Regions from separate parts of the Homo sapiens genome. Here region 1 is linked to region 2. Evidence: chromatin loops called from intact Hi-C (ENCODE). Cell type or tissue: GM12878. All regions are shown on one strand.

Evidence for each region. A loop is a pair of places that touch in the nucleus more often than their neighbours do. Peaks named below come from ENCODE experiments on the same cell type or tissue, not always from the same donor. Only the 100,000 strongest peaks of a DNase experiment are listed, where the experiment ranks them.
Region 1: it touches region 2 in a loop (5-fold over the local background); 3 of 110 quality-filtered maps call a loop at or near these places.

What each region holds. Positions count from the first base shown.
Region 1 is chr6:150,717,790-150,725,789 of GRCh38, reverse strand. All of the region lies in intron 2 of PLEKHG1 (pleckstrin homology and RhoGEF domain containing G1), which reads right to left. Among named protein-coding and RNA genes, the nearest start is that of PLEKHG1, 120 kb to the right of the region's middle. RefSeq lists an enhancer at 7,434-8,000. In GM12878, no CTCF peak of the experiment used is centred here; DNase peaks (open chromatin) are centred at 1,440 and 4,819; H3K4me3 peaks cover 584 bases; H3K27ac peaks cover 342 bases.
Region 2 is chr6:150,632,213-150,640,212 of GRCh38, reverse strand. The region is part of intron 1 of PLEKHG1 (pleckstrin homology and RhoGEF domain containing G1); the gene reads right to left. Among named protein-coding and RNA genes, the nearest start is that of PLEKHG1, 36 kb to the right of the region's middle. RefSeq lists enhancers at 3,100-3,319, 6,685-6,734, 6,765-6,894. In GM12878, no CTCF peak of the experiment used is centred here; DNase peaks (open chromatin) are centred at 3,182 and 7,231; H3K4me3 peaks cover 5,105 bases; H3K27ac peaks cover 6,397 bases.

The DNA of each region.
Region 1 (8,000 bases), 86 kb before region 2:
TAAAGCCTCTAAGAAAAAAAAAGAAAAAAAAAACATAGGGGAGAAAAGCTTCATGACACTGGTCTTGGCAATGATTTTTTGGATGTGACACCAAAAGCACAGGCAACAACAGCAAAAAGCAAAAACAGACAAGTGAGACTACATCAAACTAGAAAGCTTCTGCACAGCAAAGGAAATCATCAACTGAGCAAGGAGATAACCTACAGAATGGGAGAAAATATTTGCAAACCATGCATCCAACAAGGCGTTAAAGCACATATTTGTACAAGAAGATCAAGAATGAGAAAAGATATTTTGCAAAAATATTTTCATTCAAACAGGAGGTGAGGGGTTGAACGAAGAGGAACAAAGATTCCTTCAAGCTGTAAAGTCAGATACTAAATACTCAGATAATTTACCGATTGATTCCTATATTAATTGCTATGGTATGAATGTCTGTGCCCTTCTCAAAATTCATATGTTGAAACTTACTCACCAAGGTGATGGTATTAGGAGGGGGGGCTGTTGGGAGATGATTAGGTCATGAGGGCTCTACCCTCATGAATGAGATTAATGCCCTTATAAAAGAGGACAGAGGGAGCTTGTTTGCTCCTTCTGCCATGTGAGGATACACAGGAGGGCACCATCTAGGAGGAACAGGCCCTCACCAGACACACAATCTGTTGGCGCCTTGATCCTGGACTTCCCACTCTCTGGAACTGTGAGCAATCAATTTCTGTTCCTTGTAAGTCACCCAGTTTAAGCTATTTTGTTACAGCAGCATAAATGGACTAAGACACTAGTCAATGGAAACTAAGAGGTATAATGGCTACCTCAGTTGAGTAGGGATTAAGCATCTACTTAAGGCAGCTAATGCATTAGATAAATTGCCTTAGCTAAGGGGTGTCTCTGGAGCAGTCTGGTGAAAAAGAACCTAAAGAAATTCCCTAGGCCAGGCGCGGTGGCCCATGCCTATAATCCTGGCACTTTGGAAGGCAGAGGCAGGTGAATCACCTGAGGTCAGGAGTTTGAGACCAGCCTGGCCAACATGATGAAACCCCCGTCTCTACTAAAAATACAAAAATTAGCCAGGCGTAGTGGCAGGTGCATGTAATCCCAGCTACTTGGGAGGCTGAGGCAGGAGAATCACTTGAACCTGGGGAGTGGAGGTTGCAGTGAGCCGAGATCACACCACTTCACTCCAGCCTGGGTGACAGACTGAAACTCCATCTCAAAAAAAAAAAAAAAAAAAGAAAAAGAAAAAAGAAAAGAAAGAAATTCTCTAAAGGCTTTTTATGCAAATGCAGCTGTTTTTACTTTTGTTGTATGCTTTTTTTGTGTGTGGTGACTTAGTGTGGGGGATGAAGGAAATTATTTGGGGCACCCAGAACCATCCACTGTGTTACCACTCAGAGAGGGACTGTTAGTTGTCTACCAAAATCCACTCTACCCTTTTCTTTAGTGATGGAGTTTTCACTGAGCACATTTCCCAGCCTCCTCTGCCTTTAGATATTGGCCATGTGGTCAAGTTCTCACCAGTAGAAACGATATATGCCCCTTTGGGAGTCTATTTCTCAAGACATTAGATTTTATTACTCCACATTCTTTCCTCTTCATGCTGGAACCCAGATGTGGCAGAAACCTTGCCTCCACTCTAAGAAGGATACCAGTGCCCTAGGGTATGGCAGAGCACAAAGACAGGCAAAACCTTGCAGTCACTGGTGCTAGACATGCCCTGAGGCACCACATTTAAAAGTCTGGTTATCCTGACTCTGCCACACCACAGAAACCACATGATGAGACCGCAGTGATACACAGAGGGATGCCCAAGGAACCCTGGCTGTTACAGCCCCTGCTGTGTTTCCAGCCAAGACATTGGACATGTGGATGAGAAGCCTTTCAGATGACCCCAGCCCTGTCATGTCTGAGTACAATTTTATGACGGTCCCCAAGCCAGAATCACCTAGCACAGCCTTTCCTGAATTCTTGCCTCACAGAACCCTTGAGCTATTATAAATGTTTGTTGTTTCAAGCCATTAGGTTCCAGTGTGATTGGTTAAGCAATAAGAGAGAACCCAAACAGTCTCTATTATAACAGGTGAGCCTTATTATGATACAGCTGCTACAATTCTATGTCAAAATTATCCTTAAAAAGCCCCCAAAACCAACCTCAATGCTCTTTCATGTGTCTCATTACTTTTTGAAAACTGTATAGATGGGGAAAAAAAAGCAGAGATTATATAACATCATGCTCAAAGTTGAACTATGAATCAGAGACTAGATTTTCTAACTTCTAGTCCATCCTTCCTTGTACTCATAAAATAGTAGGGTAGAAAAGGAACTTAGAGATCAGGAAATGAAGGACTCAACATAAGCTGCTTGTCTAAAGCACATGGTACCATATGCCAAAAGGGACTACACAGTGTGTGGCTATGTGTGCACAGGAATGCATATATCCACAACCCTCTGTATAAACACATTTCAGAGAACCAACCGGAAATTAAATTATGTCCTAATACTCCCTTTTGGTCAGAGGATTTGCATGTTTGCCCTGGCTCTGCACCCCCCGGGGTTTGTACTGATCTTTGCATCTCTGGTTTCCTTGTATGTGAGGCAGCTGGACTAGGTGACTTCTCCAAGTCTCATCCAATCTTTGGGCCATGACTCCAATCCTGAAAACCCAGCAAACCACTGGCTGTCACGACTGCACGGCCTCTTCCCAGCTGGAGGCACAGCACAAGCAGTGGCCCTCTAATAGCAGTTTCTTCTACATCCTACGAATGCCAGGTCTTGGATGATGAAAAACTGTGTATCACCGAGTTTTTCAAAGGCTAAAAAAATCTCTATTTGTAATTTAGATTAAATAATAATCTATGCTCCAGCTTTGCTTTGAACAGTACCTTCCTGTTAGTGTAAAATTATCAGTCTCAAGGCAGTAACTAAACAGTGATGGTTATATATACAAGCTCCATCTGTATGGAACGCACTCAGTTCCAAAACATCCCTGCACAGCTGGGAGGGAGGCACCAAGAGAAATAACATTTTCTTAAAGAAAAAGGAGGAGGAAGAAGAGGCAAATTCCAAGTGACTAACAATAGCACTCCAAACAAATAAATCCATGAAGTACATTAGACATGTTCTTTTAAAAAAGGAGGAAGAGGCAGGGCGCAGTGGCTCACGCCTGTAATCCCAGCACTTTGGGAGCCCAAGGCGGGCGGATCACAAGGTCAGGAGTTTGAGACCAGCCTGGCTAACATGGTGAAACCCTGTCTCTACTAAAAATACAAAAATTAGCCGGGCATGGTGGCGCGTGCCTGTAATCCCAGCTACTCAGGAAACTATGGCAGGAGAATCGCTTGAACCCAGGAAGTGGAGGTTGCAGTGAGCCAAGATCGTGCCACTGCACTCCAGCCTGGGTGACAGAGCGAGACTCAGTCTCAAAAAAAAAAAAAAAAAAAAAAGAAAAGAAAAAGAAAAAAGAAAAGGAGGCAGAGAAATTAAAGTGACTAGTAACAGAGATCCAAGTAAATAAAGCCATTTAGAAGGTACAATGTAAAATGATTAAATGTCACGTCTTCTCAAATCTTTAAAAGTATAGAAAATGGTCATAATATACAGTGAGTAAAATGGGTAGTTTAAAAAACATATAATACGATCCTAATTTTGAATTTAAAATGCGGCTTCTTTATTGTCTACATTAGAAATAGATTGAAGGAATATATAATAAAATGTTAACATCGGTTTTACTGAGTAAAACGAATAATTTTGTTCCTTTCATATTTCTCTGTAAATATCTCTTCTTCAATAGCTGTATTACTTTTATAATCTGAAAAAGTTATTTAAGGAAATTAAAATCACAATGTCAATTGGTGTCAGATATCTAAATATTTTAAATTAAAATAATTTTTATATTCAATATGTGATTAAGGAATGCTGAATATAAATATCTTTCAAAATGCATCATTAAATTCAAATAATGAAGCCAAATGAAATCAGATTCCAATGGACAACGGCATTGAATACAATCCACGCCTCCTTTGCCCCAATCATTGTTCCTCACAAAAGTGTTTCTTACCGAGAAACACTCAAAATGGAAACTGCATTTTCTTAGGCAACTTTGGTTGCCACTAGACTCAGACTAAACTTCATCACTGCAGTTGCTAAGCATACATTTGCAAACATTTATTTTGTTCCTCCAACTTTGACTGCATATGAACCTCAAAAAGAAAGCATATGAAAATGTTGGGCATTCGGCGCGTGACAACTGAGGATTTTAGAGTTCTCCCCAGAGTCAGATACATCAGCTCTCTAGATATTTCAACCTCACTTTAAGGAAAGAGCAAAATCAGATGAAACTAAGACAAAAACTATTGAAGACAGGCTGCAGTTCAGATGGAGGGGGAGAAAAAAATCATCTTCCAGACTTCAGTCTATCGCATTTGTAACAGAGAGTTTTCCTTGATCCAGCCAAGCTTCCGTCCCTGCACACTTGTGAAGAAAGCCCCCCCTGCGACCCCTTCTCACCTCGGTGGACCTCTCTGGCTGCTCCCAGAGGGAAGGAGCGTTTGTTCCTGCATCCTTTCTTTGGGGACACTCACATTAGCACCTACCTCTGCTCCACTCAGGCTTAAGCACATCGTCTGCCTTCAGCTGATGCAGTGACCTCAGTCAGGTAAAAGAAACAGCCTTTGCTAGTCTGTGCAGCGCCTTCCGTAGAAATATTGCATGAGTCAGCTTTTATCTCCCAAACCCAACACACAAAGGCTTTACAAAAACCTGATTTGCAACTTTCTCACTGCCTTTTTCCCCCTAGTGTGCAGACCACAGACTTCAGCATCACTAAGAGCCTTAAATGAAACATGACATCATTCAATTGAGAAACAGGACAATAGACACCACTGTGGGTAACTCGAAAATGCACACTTCACTGAGCAACACCCTACCACTTCCATTCTTTTGTGAACATCAAATACAACCCACACTCGCCCAAAGCTGCTGGGTTTCACCTTCCTGGCTCTGGCCACAGTTCTCATTAAACTCCATAAAATAAGCAAGATCTTTGGAGCTCTGAAATTTTTAAGTTCACTTCCTGAATCATGGGCTTGTTTCAAAGTAAAGGGACACATCTTTTCACTTTCAAAGTAAACGGACACATCTTTAAACTGAAGTTTTAAAATGCAGGTTGGGGTGGGGGTGGGGTGTGAATAACAGCCAGTGGAAGGCAGTTTGGATAATTAGTTTCTGTTAACAAGACACTTGATAGAATTTTAGGTGAACAAAGTTTAAGGAGAAAACATTTAAGGCTGACATTTAAAAAACATTTAAAAAGCGTATCTGAAGACAAATACCTAAAATTGGTATGTACATGCATTTCTTTGGAGAACAGTTAAGTTCTGTGATTATATATTCATAAATACTAAGTAGTAAAGACAGAATGATCTAGTATTCATACAATACTTTAGTAAGTGAGACCTTCCAATTATTTTGGGTTTTTGATTTCTCTAAGACCACCAGTCCTTCTTAAAATGCTATATCTATTTTTATAGAAAGATTCAGAAGGCGTATATTTGACAAAGATCTTGAGTTCTTTAAACGAAGGTCTCCAGAAGCACAAAAATGCTATTGAAAACTGATACCACTGCACTGTGGAACTCAAATTCAAAATATGGATTATGTCTTTGCATAGACATCTAAAACTGAACTATTTCAAAGGATGAAAACCCTTTAAATAGAAGTTCCATTTAAAGCATTCATTTGTGGTTATGGAAAACACCACTAGCAGATCATTCTTAACATAGCTATTTCTGTCATGCCTATTAAGTGATTTTAAACTAACAACATAATAGGATAATTTGTTTTAATGCTGATTTCCTTTCAAATCAGGCTGAACCTACACATGGCTATTTAAATAAGTGATTTTTAAAGGAAATAGTTCAGAAGACAACTTGTTGGAATTTCTCACAAAATTCACCAGTTTGATGGAAATCAGTAAATCCAGCATGCTGAGAAGGCAGTTTGAGAGGCAGGGTCCTCCCTGGGCTGTGGAGACTCTTCATCCTCTATTCTGGCCTCCACAGCAACCCCTGTGGCTTCCCACATCATGTCTGTGTCTCCCATACCAGTGCCTAAGCTGGGCTCTTCCCTCCTGCTCAACGAAGAGCCAGCTCACATCAAGCTCCCGTTTGATCTGCTACAACCACTCCAACCCACAGCTCTTTCCATTACTTTAACAGCTGTTTATTACACTTAGAGTAAGGATCATGTGGTCTCATATTTAATCGTTTTCTAAGTGTCTCACTCCTACCCTGCATGGTAGCTGTTGGGGGCAGGGAACCTTCCTATACCATAGATTTGATATTCTCGAGGCAGACACAAAGCTCTAAACTCTTAGATGGGATAAAATACACAGAGGTTCTAGGCTTCCTAATGACTCATCCATCGTGCACAGCCTCAGATCACAACACAGCTACTTTTAACTTCCAATAAAATTACATTGTACTTGGATTTTTTTTTTTGCTTTTTGCCAAGAAACATGTTTCTAAAGTGCTATTTCTGAGAGATTCCATGTATGTTAAACGTAAACAAAGACAGCAAAGTTGCTGTGTGTGTGGATGGTGGGCAGTTTGCTAAGCTTACCCACCAGAAAAGTGACAGTCCTGAAGGACAGCTTTGAAGTGACAGCGGGGGCCATATTGGGTCCTATGGGACAGTCATTTATTAGTTCATCCGCGGTTTCTGCTTTAGCAAAATCATCAACTTGTGTAAGTAAAGACCTCTCCTATAACTTGCAAATAAGTGAAAGCACCTAAACTGCATCTACAAATATCAAAGATTTAAAGTATGTTGAATTTCATTTTTTAAATATTAAGCTTTTTCAGAGCAGGGAATACACACACACACAAACACATTTTTTTTTTTTTGCCTTTATATTGATCCTAGTACCAAGTATTTGCTTGAATAAATTAACCAATGGATAGCGCATGAGGCCTGGGGAGGGATAATACATTCACATACTAGCAGGAAGGAAAAGAAAAGGGAAGAAAGGCCAGGCGCGGTGGCTTACGCCTATAATCCCAGCACTTTGGGAAGCCAAGGCAGGTGGATCACGAGGTCAGAAGTTCGAGACTAGCCTGACCAACATGATGAAACCTCGTCTCTACTAAAAACACAAAAATTAGCCAGACGTGGTGGTGCATGCCTATAATCCCAGCTACTCGGGAGGCTGAGGCAGGAGAATCACTTGAACCAGGGAGGTGGAGGTTGTAGTGAGCCGAGATCGTGCCTCTGCACTCCAGTCTGGGTGACAGAGTGACACTCTGTCTCAAAAAAAAAAAAAAAAAAGTAAAGGGAAGAAACACCTCCATTTATTGAGCAATGGTCCAGGTTCTTTCACACCTGAGAGCAGAGGCGCCTTCTACACTTCAGTATTTTCTTAAGACCCTGGTTTCTCCCCATTTAGCTCTGCAGTGGTTCTGCGTTCCAGTGCTCCCCACCACATATTCCACATGCTGGACACACTGAACCGTTAACATTTCTTGGAGGTGCGCTGCTGGTTTGCCACCAGGCTTTTGTTCATGCAGGGAAAATGAACAATCTTAAGACACACAAAAGGCACAGATGCTGGTATCCTTGCCACTTTTTGCTGTATAATTTATTTGCCCATACTAACACTGGGTGAAAAGATTATTTTTGCTCAGCAACATTTAATTTTTTATCTAATTAATTTATTTTTTTGAGACAGAATCTCGCTCTGTCACCCAGCCTGGATGCAGTGTCACTATCTCGGCCTACTGCAACCTCTGCCTCCCAGGTTCAAGCGATCCTGCCACCTCAGCCTCCTGAGTAGCTGGGACTACAGGTGTGCACCACCACACCCAGCTAATTTTTTTGTATTTTTAGTACAGACAGGGTTTCCCCATATTGTCGAGGCGGGTCTCCAACTCCTGATCTCAGGTGATCTGCCCTCCTCGGCCTCCCAAAGTGCTGGGATTACAGGTGTGAGCCACTGTGCCTAGCCCAAA
Region 2 (8,000 bases):
ATAGAAAGTCTGTCAATATCACATTCTGCACCATCAACAATCAGGTGATCGGTCCTACTGGCGGGACGCCGGCCTGGGCATGTGCTTAGCAGACAGCAGGTAGGGCCAGATGGGTAACCCTACAGGGAAAGCAGTGGCTTTGGAATCGAAAGATTTGGGCCCAAGGCCAAGATCTGCTATTAAGGAGCTGTCCGACTTGGAGGAGTCATTTCACTTCTTTAGGCCTTAGGGTTTTTCCATTTACAAAATGACAGAGTTGCGTAGAAACCTCCGAGGTCCCTTCTAGCCCTAAAAGGACTCTTTATAAAATAACCAGCAAATTAGTCTAATGGCAGCATCATTGATACAGAATAAAAGTTCAGAATTGAACAGGAACCATAATTCCTGCCTGGTCCATGGCTCCATTGCTTTCCGACATGCATTACACAAGACCTCCCCTCTGGTCTGCCTCCCAGTCTACTTGCACCCTGACAGCTACACGATAAACATGATCATATGGAGTTCTTTGCTTCAATCCTTCCCATGGTCCCCATCACTATGTAGATGAGCCCAGACTCTTCAGGCCAGCCCAGGAAGCTCTTGGTCATCGGTTCCCACTCACCTGCCTGCTTCATTGTCTCATTGAAATACTAACTGCAAAATTGTTTTTCAAAATAAAAAAAAAAAAGGATAGGAACAGATTTGTTAAAGGACATAAAATTACAGCTAGACAGGATGAATAAATTCTAGTGTTCTAGATCACCAGAGGATGACTGTAATTAACAATAATACGTAGTTCCAAATAGCTAGAAGGATACTGAATATTCCAAACACAAAAAAATGATAAATGTTGCAGATGATGAACATCATTATGTATTCCATGAATATGTTCATTGTCAATTTCTTAAAAATTAAAAAAGAAAAATAGAGAAATATATAGCATTTTTAAAAATTAATGCATTAATAAGGGTTATTTGAATCCCTTAAACATACCCATCCTCTATTCTAGTGGCATATATATTGTCTTGCTATTTTAAGACAGTTCAATTTTAAAACACTGTACTCAGAGATTGGGGCCAAGCGGTTCTCAGCAGCAACAGTGAAAATTTTGTGGCTGGGTTAAAATATACTAAAGTGAATTCTTTTCACTTTCTAAGGTGAGTACAATATAAGTTAAAGCCTTCCCAAAAGAAATGGGCTTTCCAGAGGAAGTGAAGACAGAATATAAATAACATTCCCCACTCATTAAAAGAATGGTATTCAATGATGTTTACACATGTGGTTATCACTCTTTAAACTTAAGTCTAAATATACTTTTAAAGCTGTAGGTAAAGTAGTAATTTACTGAAGCCAAACCACAAAGAAATTTCAGGAATGCATCCAGGTTATATAATTCTATTCCCTGCTATATAAAGAGAATTCTAATAGCTTCTATTTTGGTCATCTATTCACCAGTTTTGACTTAGAACTGATTTTTGGAACATAAAATAATTTGAGAAATTAAGTTTCAGTTTAATTAAGTTTTTAGGTAAGAGGCAGAAATGTAAGCTCCCCACCACTGAACAGCAATTGTTACACAAGGGGTACCTGGCAAGGGGGCTTCTACCTGCCCCCAGAACTCTCCATCCTCTCCCTCTCATGTTTGGGAATTTTCTTGTCCTCTTGACACCTTTATTTACCTTCATTTCAGAAATTCTACACTAGCAGGAGTGACCCTGGCAAGAGAGGGAGGGGCAATGAGAAGAAAGGTTCAAGCAAGGGTCAATGAATGTTAGGAAAAAATCAGCTTCTGGCTGAGTGGTAGGGGGAGGGGTGGTGTTCCAGAACCTTCTGTGTACTTGAGGTGGAAGGAGGGCAATTGGACTAGCTTTTACAGAAGACTTGGGAGATGGAAGGAAACACATTAAAAAACGACATGAGAGCACAGGAGGTAGGAAAGACTAAATTATTCCAGGGAGCCATAAGACACCTAACTTAGCCGGAGCTGCGGCCTTGGTGGAAAACAGAAATACATTCTATCTAAAATTTAATAAATTCAGTATGTGCTTCTGATGCTGGAAAATAAAAATTCTAAGCAATCCAAGAAGATCATCTTTGAAGAACAATACCTTCTTAAGGGCCAGGGCAATATCCATAGATATTCACTCTCCTTTCCTGGAAAGAATAACAAGAATGAGAAAGCGCTCAGATTTTAAACAAGTAAGTGCCAAAATATAAATCTAATGGACTAAATGATAGCATTTATATGGCTAAGCCCTCATTCAGTAGGCTGGAAAATTTAAGCCAAGGAAATCTCTAATACATACAATAAAAAACAAAGAGAAGGAAAATAATAAAGAATCGCTTTCAAGAGGCCTAAAATCCACCTACTCGATTTCTAGGTGAAGATACATTAATATTAGTGGGGAGAAAATATCCTAAGCTAGAGAAGACTTCAGATAGTAAAGCTCAAAAATAAAAGGACCGATGACAAAAAGATAGTGGTGAAATTTTAGAACTAAGGATAAAGCAAAAAGTCCTATATGGTTCAAAGAGGTAAAAAGACACACACACACTCACACACACAATCAACTATGTCGTAAGTCTAACATCAGACTTATTGGCTACACTAGATTGTAGGTATCAGAGGTGCAATGCCTTCAAAGTTCAGAAACAATAATTTTGAATCTAGACTGAAATAATCAAGTGTGAAAGCAAAATCAGACATTTTCAAACATGCAATAACAGTGCTTACCATCTATGCATATTATACATCAAAAGTTACTCAAAGGGAGGAGCCTACCAAATGAAAAAAGGAATCTAAGGAAGAGGATGACATGAAATTAAAAAAGTAAAAAAAAAAACCCAAAAACAAACAAACAAACAAAAAACAGTAAAAGCTAAATATAACCCCAAAGCAGAGAAATGTCTATAAAGAAGTGAAGCTACTGGGAAAATCTCCTTCAAGTGGCAAAATTTCATGACCCACGATGGGAGTTCTTTCTCTATGGATCTAATTCTATTACTCGGCTCCGCAGTGAATAATATTTGCATAATGGCTTTAGGTTTTCAGAAGCCACTCAGAGACAAAACAAAAAACATATTCATAGTTTGGCTATAGAAATAAGAAATAAGTGTATTAACTGTGACACTGTAATAGGCAGAGTCTAGCTAATTGGGAGGTCATGAGTAGGGTGACAGACCCTCTTGGGACCAAGGGGGTTCCCGCATATGGGACTTTCAGAGCTAAAACTGGGAAAGTCCTGTGTAAACCAGGACTAGTTTGACATCTTAGTCATAGGGTAGAAGAAATGAATAAAGGATGCTAATGTCATTTTTCAGACCAAGGTTCAATAGATGCTTTAGAAAAGAAATAAGTTGGAGACAAGACAAATATAGCAACTGTTAGCAGTGACTGTACTTGAGGAATAAGTTTTTTATATTTGATTTCACCCTTTCCAAACTTTAGATTTTTAAAACAATACATCCACTTAGAGCACAATGGGTCAACTCTTATTCACAAGGTATCTAACTTCTAACAGAGAATATTTCAAAATGAGAACAACCTAGAACTCCAAACATGTGAAGCCAACTAAAAATAATTAAATAAGAGATTTTTATCTAAACTCTGATATGAAAGCAAGGGTATAAACAAACCAAGGAAAGGAAGGTCTGCTCTCCTGTCCAGGGGCCATGTCTGTACTCTTGTGAAGGATGAATGATCACAGAAAAGGACAAGAAGAAGACCCTAGTGAACCAAAAAACAGAAAAAAAAAAGGGACCAACTGAGCCACGTTAATTACAGTAATAAGCCATTTATATTCCACATTGCCACCACAGCTACTGCTGGAGAAACCAGAGTTCATCCACGTCAGAACGGCTCAAAAGACACAATGCTGTTTCTCTCTCCCTCTCAAAAGGTGTGGCTGTGTGTGTCATGTGTTACACTAGCTTTTTTTTTTAAAAAAAGTCATGAGTTACATACAATGATCTGGCCATTTTATGGCAAAACTGTTACTTATAGAAAAAATTCAAAATAGAGGTCTTTTCATGAGCATTAATACTTTGAAGTTTGTGTAATGACCCTGAAGAGGTATCTATAGATACAATGTTTTTTTCTTTAGAGAAAACTCAAGTCTTAGGTATGCTGACTCCACAGTTATTTGCACAGGAAGCCATTAACTTATCTGCAAATAGTAACTCACCATAAAGATAATAATTGTTTCATACCCTTCAACTCAAAAATGCCTCTGTTAACACCCAAAAGATACAATATTTATTTTAAATTCAAAATACAAAAAGCCCATAGTCCTGCTTTCTGTAAGCCACTAGTTACCAAGCATATAATCAACACCCATTATGAGTGTTGTACAGTGCATGAAACCAGGGGCCTTAATATATTTAACTGCTTGACGAGTCCTGGCCAGATCACTGCAATTCTATCAGGTTTCGTTTTTTTAAGATACACAGTGTTTTAAAAACATACCTGAAATCAGGATGTAGCTTATAATTAACATGAACATTTAACAGTTTATTTATGCTCCCTGAAAAGTTGTTAAATCAATTATCTTAAAAATCCAGAGTCTAGCAACTAAGAAAACCAAAAAATGCCACATACACAGCTCACTGGAAATGCATGTGATAATAACTAATATAATTGAACTTATGAAAATAATGTTTTATAAATGTGGCTCCAGGTAAGCTCAGATATTGTCCTATAAGTGAAGACAGCTGAGATTAGAAACATTAAGAAGAACAAAATTAGCTCAAAGTAGATGCTTGTTTCCCAATTGTTTTTAATTACAAATTACACTTAGTGTATCCACAAATTCCAAAACAAGAAACAACAGAACTACACTCCTAAAATGTCCACTCATGACTTTTCTATTTTTCATTTTAATTAGAAGACTATTAAGATTCCCATTCATTATCTCGGGGCATTAAAAACATTTCAATGTCATTTATCAAGAGCAAAATTTGCAGCACAGTCTCCACAACTCCAAAAACAAAATTTAAAAAGAAAAAAAGTCTGTGAAAGCTGCAATTTACTTGCTTGCCAGGAGGCTAATTGGAATGTGCTGGAGTAAAGGTAATGAAATGATGTAAAACATTTGTGTGAAAGTCAAAGCATTCTGTGATAAGCCCGTGAAGGGTAGGAACCATATCTGTCCCTCATTTTCATTTCCTTTGGTTCCTGGTGATAGCTCTATTGAATATTCAAATTAAACAGGTTTGAGAACTAATTATTTTTCCAGAAAAAGAGTCCCTTAACTACTTCAACACCTGGATTGTTTTAAGTTTCTACATCCCCCAAAAATGCTCCCAACTCTTCTTGGAAGAATAACATCCTGTAAATTCCTACCCACTCCTACTCTGAGGTCGGCTACAAACCACAGCCTTGTAACTTTTAGGCAAAGATGCTGGTGTCTGTATGAATCCACAAGCATGAAAATGATGACGTATCTCCAAGCATTTGTTCTGTTCTCTACAAAATCAAGATTTATTGTTCAATTGTTTTATTACTTCATTACTTTAATGGGTTTTCTTCCAGAATTAGGCTTAAAGCCTGGAATTGAAAATTAAATTTTTCCATATGTCTGAATTTAAACCATTGGCTCTAATAATGGGGAATCTATTTTTTCTTTCAGTTGAAATATTTTAGATGTTTATTTTTATTCACTTAATTCTTTACAAAAAATGCTTTATCCCAAAGCTGAGTTTCTGACCTCTATGCACTTTTCAAGTTAGTCTTGAGTGTGGTTTTCTTGTGGAAGTCAGTGTGGCACTGGATAACATACTGAGGGCATACTATGTGCCTCCTGAGCTTCCCATCCTTTTTCTCCCCAACTACTGCTTTAAAATTTCTCCAACTCCATCAAGCTCTCCTAGCCTACCCTAGGCCACATATTTTACTACATTCTCATATTATTTTCTACCTCCCATGTGGCTGCTTGATCACAGTTCTTTTTTTTTTCTTCTTCCTCTTTTTTTCTTTTTTTTTTTTGGGGGGGAGATCGAGTTTTGCTCTTGTTGGCCAGGCTGGAGTGCAATGGCTCGATCTCAGCTCACTGCAACCTCTGCCTCCTGGGTTCAAGTGATTCTCCTGCCTCAGCCTCCAGAGTAGCTGGGATTACAGGCACCTGCCACCACGCCCGGATTTTTTTTTGTTGTTGTTAGTAGAGACGGGGTTTCTCTATGTAGGTCAGGCTGGTCTCCAACTCCTGATCTCAGGTGATTCGCCTGCCTCGGCCTCCCAAAGTGCTGGGATTACAGGCCTGAGCCACCACGCCCAGCCTCAACTTCACTCTTTTTCCCCTCCTCCCTCAGGTACAGAAAAGGGACAGTCAGAACTGTGGAGGGGCAACCTGGTCACCAGCACTCTCCATCTCGGCCATTCACTGCTGCCTCCCATACATCCAAACTCACCCTCTGCACTGACTCTCAGCCTCCACGGAGGATGATACAATGGATCATTCCTAACAAGCTTCCCCTTTAGAGCCTACGCTCCCTCTCTCCTCCCCTCGGCCATTAGTATCTTCTGCCTCAACCAAATTGGTTTAGAATCACTGTTTCTGACCCTCTCCTTCCTCATCTCTGACCCCAGTCAGGCTTCTACCCTCTGCACCACCTCTGAGATGACTAAGGCCCCCATCGTCAGAGGCCCCTGCATCTTTATCTGCAGCTGCAGCCAAAGCCTCCAGACTTATGTTTCCCAGTGCCCAGAGAGCAGCTCCATGACAGGCTCTTGGCTAACCCTGCCCCAGCTAAAGCTCTGCACTCTGCCTGATTCCCACCAGCTTCACCTGCGACTCGGATAAGTCTCAGGATGCACAGGCCAGCAATACTGAGCTGCCTGGAATCAGCTCTGCCCAGACTCCCGCTTCCCTGCTGCCCTGGACTGGGGTCCTGCTCCCTGCTCTGCCTGCCAGGTCCTTCCAACCCATCTTTACCTGGTGACTCCTCTCACCCTGCGAGACCCACTTCCAGCATTCATGACTTCCGTCAGGACGGCATCCCTGAGCCGGCACTTCCAGATGACACTGTTGCCCTCCGATTAGACCTGTGGTTTCCTCAAGTGCAGAAATTGGGTCTCATCTTTGAAACCCAAGACCCACTGTCATTATTCAAAAATGTTTAACTGAATGATGAGTCCTCAAAGGAGAGCAAATCTGTTATTTGGTTGCTCCCAGACGTAAAGTGTGCTTTCAGCTTAGTAAAAGTAAACAAATGGGGCTTTTAAGAAAGCACTGCATAAGGTATTTTCACAGAACAGTTTTAAAAGCGAAACTACAGAAGTCATTAGCAAAATATCAGCTAAGTTAGAAAGGGGAAATTCAAATGAAATCATACTAGACATATATGCAAATTTTAGTCTTTGATCCTCAAGCTCGTTTCCCCAGAAACTTTTTGGCAAATTAAACCAGCGATTAGTGACATGTATCATTTCACGGCAGAAGGTCTTATAAAGTATTCTTTAAAACATCACTTGAAGTTAAAGTTCTCCTCAATTACCCATTCCTTGTCTTTTAACTATCAGTATCCTGTCACCAAGACTGCCCATGTAAGAATAGATGTTTGTGAAATTATTCTCTCCTTTGTTTTTTGCTCCTGAATAATGGCCCTAGGACATTTGTTACCAGCCTGCATGTGTTCCTGCCATCCTGTTGAGAACAGGGCATGGAGGAAGCGGGAGAGGCCAGGTAGAGGGGTATGGCCAATGCAGGCAACACTCGCCTGGGGGCCTCTCCAACCTGCCCACCTTGCCCAGGACCAAGGCCCAGGCCACCAAGTCTGACTGTCCTCCATAGACACCCAAGGCCCTGAGAGCAGCCCTAGGTGTGTCCGGTTGGCCAAGGCCGATGATAAAAGCAGACAAAAAGACAAACTTTGGAAGAAATCTTTACATTTACTTTTCAAGTTATAAAAATCACAACTCCCTACTGTTAAAAAAAGTCCAGAGAATAAAGAAAAGCAAGGAAAAACCATCACTTGTAAGCCAGAGACAATCGTGGCCCATACCCTGGTGATTTCTTCCAGCTTTG